3 separate regions of the Homo sapiens genome follow, and regions 2 and 3 are each linked to region 1. A link is a loop called in an ENCODE intact Hi-C map of the cell type or tissue named here. Cell type or tissue: heart right ventricle. All regions are shown on one strand. Links, peaks and the distances in the headings refer to the core of each region. The heading gives the core; the rest is flanking DNA.

Region 1 (5,877 bases), core at 280-5,279:
CAGTTAGGCTACTCGGGGGTCAGGGACCCACTTGAGGAGGCAGTCTGCCCATTCTCAGATCTCAAGCTGCATGCTGGGAGAACCACTGCTCTATTCAAAGCTGTCAGACAGGGACATTTAAGTCTGCAGTGGTTATTACTGTCTTTTGTTTGTCTGTGCCCTGCCCCCAGAGGTGGAGCCTACAGAGGCAGGCAGGCCTCCTTGAGCTGTGGTGGGCTCCACCCAGTTCGAACTTCCTGGCCGCTTTGTTTACCTACTCAAGCCTGAGCTATGGTGGGCACCCCTCCCCCGCCTCGCTGCCACCTTGCACTTTGATCTCAGACTGCTGTGCTAGCAATGAGCAAGGCTCTGTGGGCATAGGACCCTCTGAGCCATGTGAGGGATATAATCTCCTGGTGTGCCGTTTGATAAGCCCATTGGAAAACCACAGTATTAGGGTGGGAGTGACCTGATTTTTCAGGCCATCTGTCACCCCTTTCTTTGAGTAGGAAAGGGAATTCCCTGACCCCTTGTGCTTCCTGGGTGAGGTGATGCCTCACCCTGCTTCAGCTCATGCACAGTGCACTGCACCTACTGTCCTGCACCCACTATCCAGCACTCCCCAGTGAGAGGAACCCAGTACCTCAGTTGGAAATGCAGAAATCACCCATCTTATGTGTCGCTCATGCTGGGAGCTGTAGACTGGAGCTGTTCCTATTCAGCCATCTTGGCTCCCCTCTGTTATTTTTCTAAAATGCTTCAAAAATAACACATATCCTCCCCCAGTTCCTCTTAATACCACCTTACCTCTCCTTTCAAACTAAAGTTGTTTTGGTTTGCTCTTTCTTATTTGAAGATTGTTTTTCTGAATCCATATGCCAAAACCATTCCTTCACCCATTGAGTAACTTGTATTTTTCCCCCAAATATTATGTTTTAGGGCCTTTGATTTGTTCTCTTTGATTCTGACCTGACTGAAGCAATGGTCTTTGATCTTGACTGGATCAGGTCTTCCAAATCTCCTAATGAGATATTAGGCTTTGGGTGGAAATAGAAATAATAAAAAGACAATGATTTGAAGAAAACATAAAAAATCAGGAAAAGGTTGCATAGTCTCTACTATAACCATCAATTCATATTTATTCAATACCTACTGGATACATGATATGAACTAGAAAAAATAAAAATTCAATTATCAGCTAGCTGACTAATTAAAAATTGGCTAAATAGTACCTTCAGAGTCACAGGCAACTAGAAATAGAAGGACTTTAGAGATCATCCACTCAAACCATGCCATTTTTTAAATGATCAGAAAGTTAAATGTTAAATGTTAAATGCTCCAGACTAGGGCCTGGATCAGACACTTAGGTGATGCCAAAAATTCCACGTAAGCTCAAACATTTTCCAATAGATTTACAGTCTGGGAGAATTTCAGGAGGATTTAACAAAAATACAAAATGATCAGAACAAGTTTGTAGGATAAAAAGATAAAATCAAAGATTTGTGAAGTAGTTAGAAAGGCCATGGAAGAAACACTGTCATTCCGACTTTATATTTTACTGGTTAAAGCATGGATTTAGATCTCTATTTTACTTCCTAGGCGTATCATATGTTACCTTGGGCAGGTTGATTAATCTGTCTCCATATATTTAATATAAAATGGATTTGATAATGTCAAAAATGTGATCAGAATAATAAATAAAATAATGCATATTTATTTCTTAGGGATTGAATTTGGCTGCATGTATATAAAATCCATTTACAAAGTTTCACCCAATGGGTGAAATGTATTTCACAAACTCAGCCTATACGTAGGCATTTCAGGGTTGGCACAGATGTGCTAGGCTCCTTCTATCCTCCTGCTCCATTGTCCTTTATATGAGGTTGCATCCCCATGGTGGCCTGACAGGAACTAAAAGGCTGCTCAACTCAATGTTCACATATGCACTTCAGGTAGAAAACAGAAGAAACTAGGGAGAGGCAGGACTTTCCCAGAAATCTTTAGCAGACTTCTCAATCTAAATCTTTAGCCAGAACTTTGTCACATGGCTCTTCAAGACAAACTAAGAAAAGTAGCTCTTAAGCCAGGCACAAAATTTAGGAGTCTGTTAATACAGAAGCATGAATACAGGAAAGACAATTGACCATATCTACTCCAACAATTAAGGTAGTTATCACTGTGCCTGGCATATAATAAGTACTCAAGAATATGACATATTATTATTAATACAAACAAGGCTCCAGGAAAAAATGGGATTGCCTACCATATTTCAGTATTGTGACAGAGAGTTGTATGTATGTTGTTTTATTCAATTACCACCATGACCCTATAAAGTAATTCAGTTTGGTATGCCAATAATGTTTTGGAGTAAAAAACATTAATGCTTAAAGAGAAGTGAAAAATCTTGTCTATGTTCCCCCACTAGGCAATGACTGAGCTGCTATTCAAATTCAAGTCCATTTGACTCCAGAAGTCCATTTTTCTGCTCATACTTCCACTCTGTGTCACTTTTTTTTTTTTTTTTTTTTTTGCCAAGGAGAATGACACCATGGATACTATACTGTTTCCTGAAGTGATCTTTCTTGGACTTGATTCAAGTCCTTGGACTTGAATTTCTTGGACTTGATTGGTCTTCTAGAGACAGGCCATTCTAAGCTGTGAGGTGTGAGTACGAGCTGTCAGTAAGGTACTTAGGAGTAATGTGAGATTGAAAACACAGGCAGCAGATCCAAAGGAACATTCCTAACAGACATATGACTCATTTGGAGCCTGCTCCACAGCACATGCAGCCCCCGCACACTCAGTACCTTAGAACTGAACAATGCACTCCCACACCTCATTCCTGAGATACGCAATCTTCTTACTGCCAATGGATCAATAGGAGCAAATATACTGCACAAATGAGTCACATGGTGTACTTGTCAGCATGTCTGTGCAACAGAACTCTGAGTGCTTCTGGGTTTTTGGAAGACCATTACGAGGTAGGATTTCTCACTTCCTTCCTAGATTGGAGGCATAGTTGGCTGTGCCTCTCTAATCTCCCTGAGACTCTCTCAGAAGGTTTTCAACAATAAACAGGAAAGAACTATGCTCAAATAATAAGTGATAATTTACCCCTGACTATTACATAAAAGAGGTTTCAGATTAAGTTAAATGAGTACCCCACCACCACCATTTCCAAAGTATCTGAAAAATATTAAAGATGACACATGATTTGTAGGACACAATAACTTGAAGAAATGTGTGAACACTCCCCAGTCTACATGTGTGGATAAAAATAAAAATTAGTGATTTGAGTGGACTGAGAATAAACAGACTGAACAGACATACCAAACCAGATGTGGATAGATGTGAGCATGATCTTCTCTTACATGATTCTTTTTTAGAGCTGATGGAAAAACTGAAGTGCATGGTAGTCTTAGGAGACTCTTCACTAACATGGGCAATAATAACCCCTGCAGCCATTGTTCCTAAGTGTTGATATTCATATGGTTGGAATAACAGGAGCCTCCTTAAAATGGCTGAAGTAACAGGAAATATTTATTATACCTATTATTTATTCAAAGTCTACTTCTTCAGACCTCCAGTGTAGTTCCACTCTTTTACAGTGTTGAAAAAACAGTAGTGAAACAAATACAGAAGCTATCTGTTGTGGTATATTCTATTAAGAGAATCTGATCAAAAAAGAAAAAAAAACTCAAACAGCAATACCCATGTTGTGCTAAATGCTGTGAGGAAAACAAGCAGAGTGACCTAAGGTAAAGAGCATGACAAGAGCTATTAAGGGAATGTTTCTGCTAGGAAGTGACATTCAAGATGAAATGAGAATGGCCTAAGGAGTTAGCCATGTTGAGGCCCTGACAAGAGTACCCATTAATTCAAGAGTAGAAGTGTGGAGCCCAAAACTGAAAACTGAAAAGTTATCAGGGACTACAAAGTCATCAGGAACCAAAACAGCCATTCTCTCAAGGGCTAAACCATGCCCATCTCTGCGTTTTTTCTGTGCTTATCCTTAATTCTGTCTTTAACCCAACTGTATCAGTACTGCCTGACAAAAGTTCATCTAGATAACTGATCAGAGTTACTATCTTACAAATTTAAATTTCAAGAAGAATCTGTTTGGCTCAACTTGAGCCAGCTGACCAGTTTTGACTCAATGATCTGTGACCTGTTGGACACATTTCCAACCTCTGCTCTTCATGAAGTGGGGTGAGAAGAGAGAAATGTTGGCTCTCTAAAAAGGGCTTATGGAGTTCAGTAAAGTGGATTTTTTGAGAACATTCTGTTCTTTAATTCTTCAGTGGTTCATCTCACTATTCTCTCATCTATCCATTAACCAAGTTAATACATGATTAAAGAGTTCACTATATTCCTGTTAGTCTTTATCTAGGTGCAGGGGTTTGGGTGAGGAGACGAGTAGTACAGAACTGGGATGCAAATACAGGAGGGTACATTCTACTAGAAAAGTCAAATACAGAAATATCTATAATTTAGAGATGAAAATTCCATAAGAGGCACACAAATATATTAAGGCGTTTTAGCACAGACAGAAAGACGCATACCTTTGTTCATTAATCATATATGGGTTCTCATTTCTCAGAGAAATAGTCGACATAAAGTTCCAAGCCATGGGCAGGATTTTCAATGTGCCATTGCCTTCTCATGACATCCTGTAAAGTTAACTTCCATCAGAAAAGTAAACATAGCAGGGGAGGTAATGGGTTTCTGTCAGGGAAAGTGTGGAGAAGCCAGAAGGCTAAGTGCTATATCAATAATAAATGTGTATGAATACACTATGGCTTGTAATTAAACCAGGCTTTCCCAAGAGTCAATAGGGTTCTTCAGAAACATGATTATCTTTGCCAGGATACTGCTGTGCTGGTGTAAGAATGCAGCTGAGATTTTTTGATGGATTATACTAGTACATCACTTTATATTTCCTCAACTAAATTCACACTTATGATCAAATTCACATCTAAAATTAACTATTGCATTGGGAGTTTTGGAATCAAACCTTTATTATCTCCATTATCAAAAGTAACATTTTACCCCCCTTTGTAGGAGAAAAATTATCTGAGCTAACGTTTAAGAGATTAAGATGTGAGGAATTATTAGTCACCTTATATAGATATAATAGGATGTTAAACATTATTTTTTTTCTGTTCTTTGCAAGTCCTGTAGAAGCTTCAACAGTTGAAGACAATACAATAGGCAGTGGTCCTCATAATTAGGATACATTGAAGCTGTTGATAATGGACCTTCAATCTTTAGTTCATCAACCACTTAGAGGTTGCAGGTTTAAGATGTGGGTGGAAAAGAATACTTGGAAGAGGTTTTCTCAATCACTAAACCATCACCATGAATGTTGAGAGAAGGGTGTCTCTTTTTCATCTAAAACTAAATGAGAAGTTTTAGGAGAAACACTGAAAAGCTTGGCTGTGGTTTGAGTTGATGGTAGTGGCACAGAAAGGGAAGATACAGACTGAGGAGAGAGTTGTAAGTGGACAAATAGAGAAGATTTCACTTTCAGTGGCTCTATCTGTATTAGGGGAGGTTCCTATGAGAAGAACCACTGAAGACCCCAAAAAGGGCTGTTCGTAATAGAAACCCTCAGCTTTGGCACTACCAAACACAGGCATTAACAAAATCCGAATGTGGCTTCTAGATCTTCTTGTCCAAATCCATCAAGGCCTGACTCTAGAGGGACCCCCAATAGTAGCAAATGAATGAGAATAAAAAATGGAGAGAGGAAGAATCAACCAAAATCTTCCTTCCCTTTAGTGAATAAGCCTCAACTGGGCAAAGTCAGAAGGCTAAAATTGAGTAGGAGTTTTTATTAGACTGGGCTGGTTAGTTTTACTATCTGAGAATGACCAGAAGAGTTATAAGCTGTGCCTG
Region 2 (5,877 bases), core at 298-5,297, 240 kb before region 1:
GGGCAAACAAATACACTAGAAATTTTGGAAAGACTCAAGAAACGATAAAATATTACCCCTTGACAGAACAATATTTTATAATGATATTTTGTCTGGTGGGCATGGCTGTCTGTATAACATGAAGATTAAACCTTGGCTGGCAGTGAATTTTTATGTATTACCAAGGTTAGAAGCATAAAAGGCCCTTCTAAAGAAAGTAGTGTCTGCATAAAGTAGTTCATGCACAAAATGCTTGTGATGGTGAGTTGAAATGGGAATAAGAATAGCAAGTACAGGGGCTTCTGGAAAGGTAAAAGATTACAGATGTTGTCATGGGAAATACCCACACAACATGACAGGCTACATTCACAAGAAGCTATCCATGTAGAAAGTGAATTCTTAGAAATTGCTATGGGAGCCCTAAGTAATGACATTTTCACTCTATTGCCATATAGCTTCAACAATTGTCAGATTACCACTGACTTACTAGCAGAATAACCCCAAGGTAATTGATCATCTCTTATAAATGCATGTCTCTATAAAGGGTCACAATTAAAGAAACTTTCCCAATGTACAGGTGAAGAAACAAAGTTCAGAGAAGTCATAGAGCAAACAGGTGTTGATGCTAGCCAGAGGGCAGATCGAAGCCACTTAAGCTCCAAAGTCAATTCTCTTAATCAGCTTACTATAGTATATAAGTTCCTATTAATAATGAAGTGTGAACCAAGTGGGAACAGAAAGTTGTGAAACCAGATTTTCTTGATCTTAGTGTCTTTATTTTTTGAAAGAAATTAATGATAATACCCAAGGCCATAACACTCAATAATGACAGGAAAAATATTTTTCCAACTTTTGTTCTAGCATTATACAAATATTAGCAGATAATACTTTATTTATAGTATCTGAAATGTTGTAGACATTCGGTAAATTTTACCAGCTTAATTGAGTCAAGTATCTGCAAATGCTTGTTTTCAGGCATGAATGGATTAATCCCAAACAGGACTAGGACTATGCTTAGAATTAGGAAAAAAGAAAACAAACAGAACATGGTATATTGGAAGATAAATACAGTGGTAGTAGTAGTGGAGACAAGAGATGTGTATCTCCATAAAACGCTGTTACTCTCAATATTAAATTCTTATGTCTAAGAGGAAGGAAATTAAAACTGTCAGAAAAATTTTAGTGCCTTAAGACCTTCAAAGATATGTAAATCACCTAAAATATGAAAGTATTATATTGTTCAACATGTATAAACAATAACAATGTTTTATTCATATATTTCTTCAATCACTTTATTTGTATTAATTTGCCTAAAAGTGTGCTTGGAAACAAGAATGAAAGAGACAAAAGTGATTCTTGTCCTAATTGAGTTTACATTTTCATGCAAGACATAGACAAGAAAATAAATACCATACTTATAATTTATGATTGTGTTAAGTGCTATGAAATACCAAAGAGACAGTTCTAAGCATGATTGGTATCTTAGTATGTTTACAAGTTGATTTTGTAGACATGAGACCTGATGGCTATAATATTCACAGAATCATTACCAATTGTTGGCTATAATTAGACTCCTGCTGCAAAGGGGCAACTTAACATCCTTAACTTCTTTTGACAAGGTTCAACTTTTGTTCTGAAAATAATAGAAAGGGTTTATTTTCCCAAGAGTCAGTTATTCTGAGCACTACAGAGTTCAACTGTAGTTCAAGATGCCATGTGATACATTTTGACTGGGAAAATATGGCAAAGCATGATTTCTAAGAATTAATTATATCATCCAAGATACATGATAGCAGGGGTTGCTGGTATAAAAATCATATCTGACAGAGTCCATATGACAAGCATAACATAAAGAGACCATATTATGTTTAACATGTGTATAATACAAAGAGAAGGCAATGATGGTGCATCGAACAATTTACAGAATTAGCAGATAGCCCAAAAAGCTTAAGTAAATCATTGTATTTGATTGAGCCTCATTTTTCTTATTTGAAAAAAAAAAAGTTAGTAATCAATGGTGGGAACAAACGTTTCTTTGCTAATTTTGATGTTTCCTTGCAGGTGATGAGAACACAATTAGGGTAACATTCCTAGCTTCTTTCTACCCTTTTACTTGTTCTGCTCCAGAAAAATTGGAATAGTGTGATTTGAATGGTAAATTTATGGAGAATAACATGAATGCACTCTGTTCAGCACCTCTCCTTTCTTTTTAGGAAGAGGCTGTAAAAAGGACCAGGTTTTCCCTTAGAGAGGCCTCACTGAAGAGCCAATTGCCAGGGGCGGGAAAGTCTATCAGTTTTAAGAAGCTGGATGATAGATATTCTTAGATGACTATAATTAGGCGATAAGGCAATAACATGCTGATCTGCTTAGAATTTTATTTCATTTTTCAATTAGTTCAGACTCTGGTGTAGAAAACAAGTTTTATTTAAACCATCAGCAATAATAATTTGTGACTTACAAATTCTGTTGTGAAAGTCAAATGTAGTGATGAATTTGAAATGGATGTATAAATTCAAATCTCCACATAATCTTGTGCAGTTTTTTTAGTCAAGCAATATACCTTATAACTAAAACTCAGCTCTCAAAAGCAGAAGTAAGTGTGGAAGGATAGAACTGAGGCTCAGGAATTTTCCACCACTACTAGCATATTCCCAAGATGCCTGAGCTTCAGGCAAAGCTGTTTCTATTGATCCACATAAGGCTTATTTCCATCTCTCAGTTAATTGTTTCTGTTTTGAGTTGGATTGTGACACTCAAAAAAAGCTGTGTTGGAGTCCTAATGACTGGTGCCTGTCAATATGATATTTTCTGAAAATAGAGTCTTCATAGATGTAGTCAAATTAAGATGAAGTCATATTGGAGTATAGGGTGGGCCCTTAATACAATATGAATGGTATCCTTGTGAGAGAGAAGATGCATACAGACAGTCACACAGGAGAAGGATGGCCCTGTGACATACATAGAAGCAGTTAGTGGAGAGATGCATCTACAAATCAAGGAACAACAAGGATTGATGGCAAACACCGGAAGTTAAAACAGGCAAGGAAAGATTCTTCCCTACCATTCTCAGAGGCAGCATGGCCCTGCCAATGTCTGGACTTCAGATTTCTAGCCTCCAGAAATACAAGTCAATAAATTACTGTCGTTTGAAACCATCCAGTTTGGGGTACTTTGTTATGGAGGCCCTAGGAAATTAATGCAGTGCCCATACCTAGTGACAGGAAAACCTGGGTATCATTTTTACTGCTCCACTGAAAAGACTGGTACTCCTTGACCTCAGAGAACATAAGAAAGACCATGTCCCAGTTGGCCCCTCTTCCTCAGATGCTGCTGAGCTCAGGACTATAAATAATAGTTCCCAAACCAATGTTGGTAGTGTTTTGCCCAGGAGCTCTACAAATGGAAGAGTCATGGATGAGCAAGTGGATGACTCAGTGGAGTATATGTGTGCTGACTCCCAAATGCTGGAGAGAACCAAAAGTAATCCTAAAAATTAAGTTCATTTTTTTGGTATGAAGTAGTTGTGTTTTTGTGGTTTATCAAATTAATTCCCAGATCTGAGGCACCAATGCTTGAAAAACCATGTAGATTTAATAGCTAATGGATCTACAGTGTCTCCCAGTACATGTACTCCTGATCTCTCAGCTTAACTTCTAGGACTTAATGTCTCTAAAACCTTGGACCCCATGCCTCAGACGTAAGTTTTGGCCACTTTTATTCTGACTAGTCTCTTGATCCCAATAGTATGCCTATTTTTATCTTCATACTTACAGCTGATGATGTTTCTGCAATATAAAAATCTCCCTGCTCCTATTTGCCCCTAAAAATTCAACCTTTCAAGGCCTAACTTATAATCCACTTCCATTGCAAAAACCCTGCCAGTGACTGTAATCAAGACCAACCATTCCACTACCTTATATTCCTTTCTGGTACTATTGTGTTGGTGGACTGTGTGTGTGTGTGTGTGTGTGTGTGTGTGTGTGAGAGAGAGAGGATTGTGGGGAGTGGAGAGAAAGTGGTAGCCTTGTCTTTCAACAGGATTTTTTTAGCTCCTTCAATGTATACATTACCTAGATTTCATAATTTTATTATTATCTTCAGTACATAGCACAGTGAAGTGTTTACTAGTTGATCAATACAATTTTAACTTGATGACACAGAAGTCTAGTGCTATTGTAATTTTTTTAAATGCAACTAAGTTGTGGATGCAGAATCAGGGCAAATCATGGAATTCCATTATTTCAATGAATATATGTAAATCTTGGTCAGTCCTAGGTGACAGAAGAGAGTAAAGAGGAATTACTATTTAGTGAGCCACTGAATTATGTTTCAGATACTGCACTAAGCAATTTACATAGATAATCTCTCTTAATCCTCAGATTAACTCTTTGAGTTCAGGGTCATTATTTCCAATTTTAAAATCAGAAAATTGAGAATCAGAGAGCTTCTTGAAGAAACAAGATTAAGCAAAAGGCCTTTGCATGATACTATGCCCTCTTTTCTCTTTCATCATTATATCTTAAGACATTTTGAGGAGCAGAACAAGAACACCTTTATATCCTACACAGGGATCAACCTGGCATGGTGGCTCACACCTGTAACTCAAGCACTTTTGGAGGCTGAGGCAGGAGGACTGCTTGAGGCCAGGAGTTCAAAAACAGCTTGGGCAATGTAGGGAGACCCATCTCTACCAAAGAAGTTATAGACATTGAAAATAAATAAATAAAAATAAATGGACAGGCAAACCACCGCGTGTCTATGCCTGGACATCTTGGTTCTTGGTGACATGAAACATACCACCTCAAAGGATGAGTACCGTATAGTACATTTGATTCATGAAAAGCATCAGAAAAAAAAAAAGTTTCTTTGAGGGAAAAACATCTGCTGTTAAAGTCACTTCAAAGACATTTTAAATAATTGGTTTTATTCTTGAGGATTGTGATTAAAAGAAAGCATTTAACTATTAACCTGCAAATTGACCTTTGTGATCTTGGAAAAGACAGGCTAATTATTTTTGAATGTTAGATTTTCTCTCACATTTCCAAAAAGAAGAATGAATGACTAGAACAGTGGAAGAATTGTGGATGTTCCTCATCACAGCTGATAATTACTTAGGGTCAGTGGCAGCCCCAGACATTGGCATAGTAGGTAGGTGAAAGAATTAGTTAAAATATGTTCCTTTTCAGTACAGTGATTAGAATGCATATCTAAAATATATAAATGAATACATAAACATCTTACTTTTAAGTATGACCAAGTATAGTGGTTAAAAAGAGAGATGCTGCAACTAATCTGATATTTTCTAACTCTGGCTCTACCTCTTAAAACCTGTGTGACCTAGGTCAAATTACCAAACTTCTATGGGCTTCAGTTTTTTCATTCATACTATGAGGATAATTGTAGTGCCTACTTTATAGAGCTATTATGGTAAAGAAGTTCATAGGTATAAAGCTCTTGCAACAGTGATTATAAGTGCTATGTTTGTGTTTTATATAAAATAAAATAAATTCCCAATAAAATTATGTATGGAATCATAAAAAATCATTTTCTTGGAAATCTTTGAATCCAAATGTACATTTTATTTTTCCTTTGGAGACAGCTATCTTGCTCAAGGTTACACAGATAAAACATGGGTGGAGTGAGGGCTAGAACTTCTGACTCTTAATGACTATTCTAGATCTTTTCCCAAGCTATGTTGCATGCTCAACATTTGTCAGCCATAAAAATATGCCATTAGCACTTCTCTTTTTCCTGTTAGGCTGAGAGATTCTCAGTCTCCAAACCTGACTAGAGACTGTAGTAGTAAACTTCTTGAGCTTTAAACCCTTTCTAGCTCTAGAACAAGCTTGTCCAACCCATGGCCCCTGGGCTGCATGTGGCCCAGGATGGCTTTGA
Region 3 (5,877 bases), core at 298-5,297, 230 kb after region 1:
ACCTTACTTTGAATAAGTTTATATTTGGTCTGAAGTTCTATTAGGCTCTCCTACCTTGAATTTCTTTCTGAATCTGACAGGGTTGCAGCAAAATTTTGACAGTTGAGAGACTTTTTGAATCTCTCTTGCGAAGCTTATAAAACAACTACAATTTTTCTTAAACGAAATAAGGAAAAAAATGTTTCAGCATGTAATTTTCAGCTTGTTTTAGCAATGACAGAAGAATTTATCCCCTTGCTAGACTAGACTGATCTCTAATAGTGATACTATAGACATACAAAAAGGAAATGGTAATTCCTGAACAGAGCTTCTCCCATCCAAAGATTCTGCTTAGTCCCTTGAGTAAAAATAGTCTTGTGTCACAAGATGATTCACACCTTAAAATACTGTATGTTGCTTCATCCTTATCTATCGAATCTAACCCTTTCTTTCTCCACTGTTTCTCACACTGCCTTGAAACCTGTGAAGTATGTGGATTCTAGTAGTGAAATGACACCTCTTTTCCGTATAGATGAGAAGAAGCAGTGGCAGCAGCAGCAGCAGCAGCTAAATCAGCAAGGAGCATATGATGGCAGAGTTCTAATTAGATTGCACAAATTTTATGATTTCTCCATTCCTCTAAGAATTGCACACCAGCAATAACCAACATAAACACATCATTCAGCTCTGTGTTAGTGACATTCATTCCCAGGGCTCCTACTGGTTGCTTACTTCTGTCTTAGCTTGAATGCACTGCTATGCTGACATTCTATATTAGACTAAGGGGGAGAATTCTCCCCCTTTGAAACGTAAACGTCCAAGGAGTAATCTCCTAAAGACATGAGTCCCTTACTCTGAAGGGAAAGGTGAATCTTATCCTTAATGAGACATACAGTTTTAACTCCCAGCAGCAGTTTTATGGTTTCATATGTGAGTGCCCTCGAAGACGAAGAGCAAAGGGAATATTCGGACATATACACATATATGCCTACTCTAAGAGATCAATTCACTTTCCTGGATTCTTTGGGTCAACAAAAATTAATAGTTAGCATGACAAAATGAAGCAGTTTTTAGACTGACCTAGCTATTTTCACCATCAAATTAGTGACTTCATTTAGGCATAACTCCTTGTCCCTTGCCCTCCTCCCTGCTCCTGTTCCTATCTCCCAGTTGGCACTGATCCTGTTATATCTTGTCGTTACTCTAGGGAAAAAAAAAGGAGTTTCCTAAATTCTCATTGGCTAGATCAGATCTGGAGGACACGGGTCAAGAGCTCTAATAACACTTCTAGGAACTCAAAAGTAAATCCTATTCCTAATATTCTTGCTTTGTCATTTAGATTCTAATATAGTACATAGCCATTTCTCTGTGTTGTAATTCACATGTACTGAAATCAGCTTCTAAACTGATCAACAGCAAATGTTGCAAAGAAAGACTATCAGACAATTTTGTCATCCTCTAATCAATCTGTAGCCAAGTCTTTCACTTAATTTGCTGGAAGATAATGATTATATAAAATCCACCAATTTAATCATGAATGTGAAAAAGACACACACAAAAGAAGAAAAAGAGGTACCATTTTCCTCTCAAGAGGAATTCTTGAATTTCTTTCTGAAATCTGATGGGGTTGCAGCAAAATTTTTGAAAGTTGAGAGACTTTGTGAATCTCTTGCAAAGCTTATAAAACTCAGATTTCTTAATAAATCTGAATAACTGAATCATTATTCTTTGGATATGTCTCTCTCCAAATAACTATTGCAATCTCCAAATCTCATATTAATTTCTTAAAATTTTTAACTGGAGATATTCCTAAAACTAATAAGATAGTGCAATGCTTATAATTTCGAATTGTTTTTTATCAAGTCATTTTAGTATTAGGTAAATCATCCTAAAATTAATATCTTTCCCCAACAGTCATGCCATAATGACACCAACTAGGAATGGCAGGTAAATAAAAAAAAAAGAAAAAAAAAATCCTAATGCATTCCCTAGAGATTCCATCACCTCTTGATAGATTTCAGTCGAGTGGGAGCTTCATTAATTATTTCCTTCTCTGCCTGATAGCAAATGAAAGGCTCATTTGGATCATATCCCTACCAATTGACAGGAGGAAAAAAGGCTCACTCAGGTGCTATCAACACCATTAGTGTTCTTTAGGGAAATCATCATTCTATTCAGGTACAAATGCATTAAGTTTATAAATAGAAAAACATGCATCCTCCATGTTAACTAATGTGGCTGCTATCATAGAGAGAGTTCAGGTAATATCGCCTTAATCTCCAAGAGATATAGTATTTTCCAACTACTGAATGGTTGTGTGTGTGTCCTCAGAGCCTAAGAAAGATATTGGAACATTCACCAAAAACAACAATAACCTGAAACTTTTAATGCTGTAATTGAACCTGAGAGAATTAAGTAATTCACATCAAACAAAAGCTATCACAAAAAAATACAGAAAGATAATGGCTTCTAGTAATTCTATTTCTAAAGAGCACACAGTTGTTCTACAGGTCATATAGTCCAGTTTCCATGCTATATGCATCCTTTATATAATGAGAATAATGTGCATTAAAAAAATAAAATCAGCATTTTGCAATGTTCCATACAGTATTAAAATTAACCCTTTCTTCTGGGAATGAAACTCTCTATATACCCTTATGGAATGTCTCAGAGCTTAGGACTAGTATTATTGTCGTTATGGGGCACAAAAATCCAACCTAAAGTGTAAAGAAAGGTTTTTTAATCCTCCAGCCTCACCATTTCTCCAAAACACATGCATTTGCCTGCTAATGGGAATTATACACTTTTACTTCACTTTGAAAAGTCTCTTTCAATACCTCAGATCATTCATTTTGCTTATATTTGTGGGCAGAATATAAAATACATAATATATGTGAACATATGAATATATTATATATTCATATAATTATTTTGAAACAAATATAATTCTTAGACTTAGCACTGGCACAGCTTTTGCTGATATCCACAGGGACTACTTATTTAACTGCTTTGACTGATTTAAGAGGTAACTGGCCCCTCAACAGCCAATAGCTTAAGTAGCTGTGGATAAAAATGCCTTCATGCTCTTTGACTTTGAAATAGCCCTTGGTGTACAGAATCATGAGAAACAATCCAAGTACATTCCCACATAATACTGATTACTGGGAAAAACACCAGCATATCTTCCATATTTATTAGTCATTTCTAATAGTTACTATTAAAACCACTGCTAAGGTAGGTTGGCATTTCTATCATTTTCACAGAAAATGTTAACCTATATATTCATGGGGCAGGTTATTTCTGCTTTATGTCCTCTATCACAACAGTCACTTCTTGGTTATTTCTGCTAATGGTGAAGAGGCAGGACCAATGTTACCCCAAAATCCTGCATAATTAGTTCTAGCATATGTAACACTTTGAACAACAGATTTGGCTTCCCACTTAGGTTTTGCTTGGCTTTCTAGTTCTAGTGTTTTTGTTGTTTCTTTGTCATGGATTGTTTTATCTTTTTATAATTTTACCTTTTCTGGACTGGTTGTTTAACACAAGACAATAGGCTTCTGAGCCTGAGTAAAGCCAGCCTCAGGTGAGAAACCAACTACAGATAACCTACAAAACAGATTGCTTACAGGTAGGAAGAAAGAATGGACTATTTGTGGATCAACTAACAAAATCATTTAGCTCCTGGCACCCTGGATGCAAAATCTCCTTCCAAGACACCAATGACAACAAATGGACCAAAAGCTGAACCTTAAGTCAGCAACACTACCTCCAGTGAATCTGGGAATATGCTTTTCAAGATGACAGCATGACTTTATATTCAGCACATTATTTGCCTTATACATTTATTCCCATCCCACAGGCCTGAAAGGGGGATGCTTGAATCTCACTTAGAGCCACCGCTCATTAAATATGTGCCATGTTTTTAAGCAACCAACTTATGCCCTGGGATTAATTTATTTATCCATAAATAAGATGACCATATTTTCTAAACCTCAAATGGGGCCATATGGTCTGATATGTATTAGCATGCTTTCATGAAGAAGATACTGTGAGAAATTGGGACTGCTATGGAAACAAAACCAAGCCAGAAATAAAACTCATATCACAGTCCTAATCTTAATTTACTTTTCAGAAGTACATATTCCCATTTATTACAAAAAAAAAGCTCTGCTTCCTTCAATATTGAACACAACCACTCCAACAACCTTCTCCTCAGATAAGAATACTGATTTCCATACTAGAAAGTAGCACTGTCTTCTGACCTGCAGTGGCTACATTGGTCTGGAAGATCCTTTGCCTAAAGTTAAGTTTCTTTAAAGGCAGGAGAACCGAAAGGTACCTTATGTCCACATCAAATGTCTCTTGAAGAATTCAGAATGACTTTTGGGTCAAGGAGATTTCCTGGAACAGGCCCTTTTGTCACTGAATGACACCCTGTAATCATTTTAAACTGTATCAATAAAAACACATACACACACATAAAGAAGGATGTTACACTCTGTTCCCTGCACATGAGCACATCACCACAGGTTCATTGTAAAAATGTGAAGTGAATCTAGGTATACTTCTTACTTTCCCTAGCAATAGCTGCAATGTTAGTACTAAAGGCTCATCCAAACCCTGAAAATTAACAACAAGGAAGAACACCATTTCTGATTTGTTGGAAGGTAGGGGGGCTACTGTTTGTGATTCCAATGTGATTAAAAATAATTTTCCATTGGTTAATATTGACTTTTTTAAAATGGGAAAATATGTATCTTAGTTCACAGTATTTTCCTTATATCTTTCTTACTCATATATTGGGTTCTATTTCAACACATGCTTAATGAAAAAAATTTCAGGAAGCTTCAGTGATCCTGTTTAAAACAAACTTGACAAAGCATGCAGTAGCACTTGTGAAACACTACATGTGTTTAAGCATAAAATGAGTTCCCCAGCACAGGTCAAAATAGTGTTTACTGACAAGACTGCACGATAACAAAGCAAGACATCAAAATGTTTACTTACCAATTTTCACCATATGTATTCAACTGAGGACTGAAGAGTTATTTTTCATTAAATGAATCCCTTCCCTTTAGAAGTTGTTAGAATAACAGCTCAGAATACATCCTATTCATTCAGCTTAGTCTACATTCGAAAAAACTCAAACACCTGTTCTGCGGTTAACCTAACAGTGAGATTTTTGTTTTTATTTATTTATTTTTGCTCCTATTACTTACTAAAAAAAATCCAAGCTGATATGACTGGAATGGTACTTAGAAAATATGAAGCTAGTCTGATATTTCTTTTACTCCACAGTAGAATTGTGGTACGAAAAGGAACCAAGTAATAATGTAGCCCAATATCCCCATGTTAGATACACACACACACACACACACACATACACACACTCCTGAGGATCAAGGAGATGAAACAATTTGCCCACGATTAACAAGCCAGCTCTCTTGACTCCCTAGACCAGCTGTCATTCCTCTAGCACCCACTGACTCCCTTTCACAGAAATCAAAAGGACTATTTATTCCTCCTTTCTTCCCCATAACTGTTATGCCTGTTTTCCTTTCCAATCATTTGCAAGAGAGAACAATGCATCTTCCCTTGAAAAGACTCTGATTAGGATGACCCTCAAATAGTGTGCTTTTGGTAACATCTATTGTCATCTGAAAAGCAATAAAAGGATCCCAGATCCCAATAATTAGGATCTCTAAAGAAGGTCACTTCCCTTTTATCTTAACCAAATGTGTATAGTGGTCTCTAAGATACAGTTTCATAAATTAGTTATAAATACATCCTGAAAGCATATTCATCAGTATAAATTTTTTACAAATGGATCTAAAGCACTTTGACTAGTTTCAACTGGAAAAATGTTATGAATTCACAACTGTACTGGATGTCCTG

The links. Hi-C counts contacts between places; a loop is a spot of excess contacts. Peaks named below come from ENCODE experiments on the same cell type or tissue, not always from the same donor. Only the 100,000 strongest peaks of a DNase experiment are listed, where the experiment ranks them.
Region 2: a loop joins it to region 1, with 2.6 times the contacts of the local background. A loop is called at or near these places in 7 of 110 quality-filtered maps.
Region 3: it touches region 1 in a loop (3-fold over the local background); 5 of 110 quality-filtered maps call a loop at or near these places.

What each region holds. Positions count from the first base shown.
Region 1 is chr11:29,771,101-29,776,977 of GRCh38, forward strand. No RefSeq gene overlaps it. Among named protein-coding and RNA genes, the nearest start is that of LINC02546, 180 kb to the left of the region's middle. RefSeq lists enhancers at 3,653-3,822, 5,217-5,386. In heart right ventricle, for the core only: no CTCF peak of the experiment used is centred there; a DNase peak (open chromatin) is centred at 2,821; H3K27ac peaks cover 735 bases.
Region 2 is chr11:29,531,646-29,537,522 of GRCh38, forward strand. All of the region lies in intron 1 of LINC02755 (long intergenic non-protein coding RNA 2755), which reads right to left. Among named protein-coding and RNA genes, the nearest start is that of LINC02755, 60 kb to the right of the region's middle. In heart right ventricle, for the core only: no CTCF peak of the experiment used is centred there; no DNase peak of the experiment used is centred there.
Region 3 is chr11:30,001,951-30,007,827 of GRCh38, forward strand. No RefSeq gene overlaps it. Among named protein-coding and RNA genes, the nearest start is that of KCNA4, 12 kb to the right of the region's middle. In heart right ventricle, for the core only: no CTCF peak of the experiment used is centred there; no DNase peak of the experiment used is centred there; H3K27ac peaks cover 840 bases.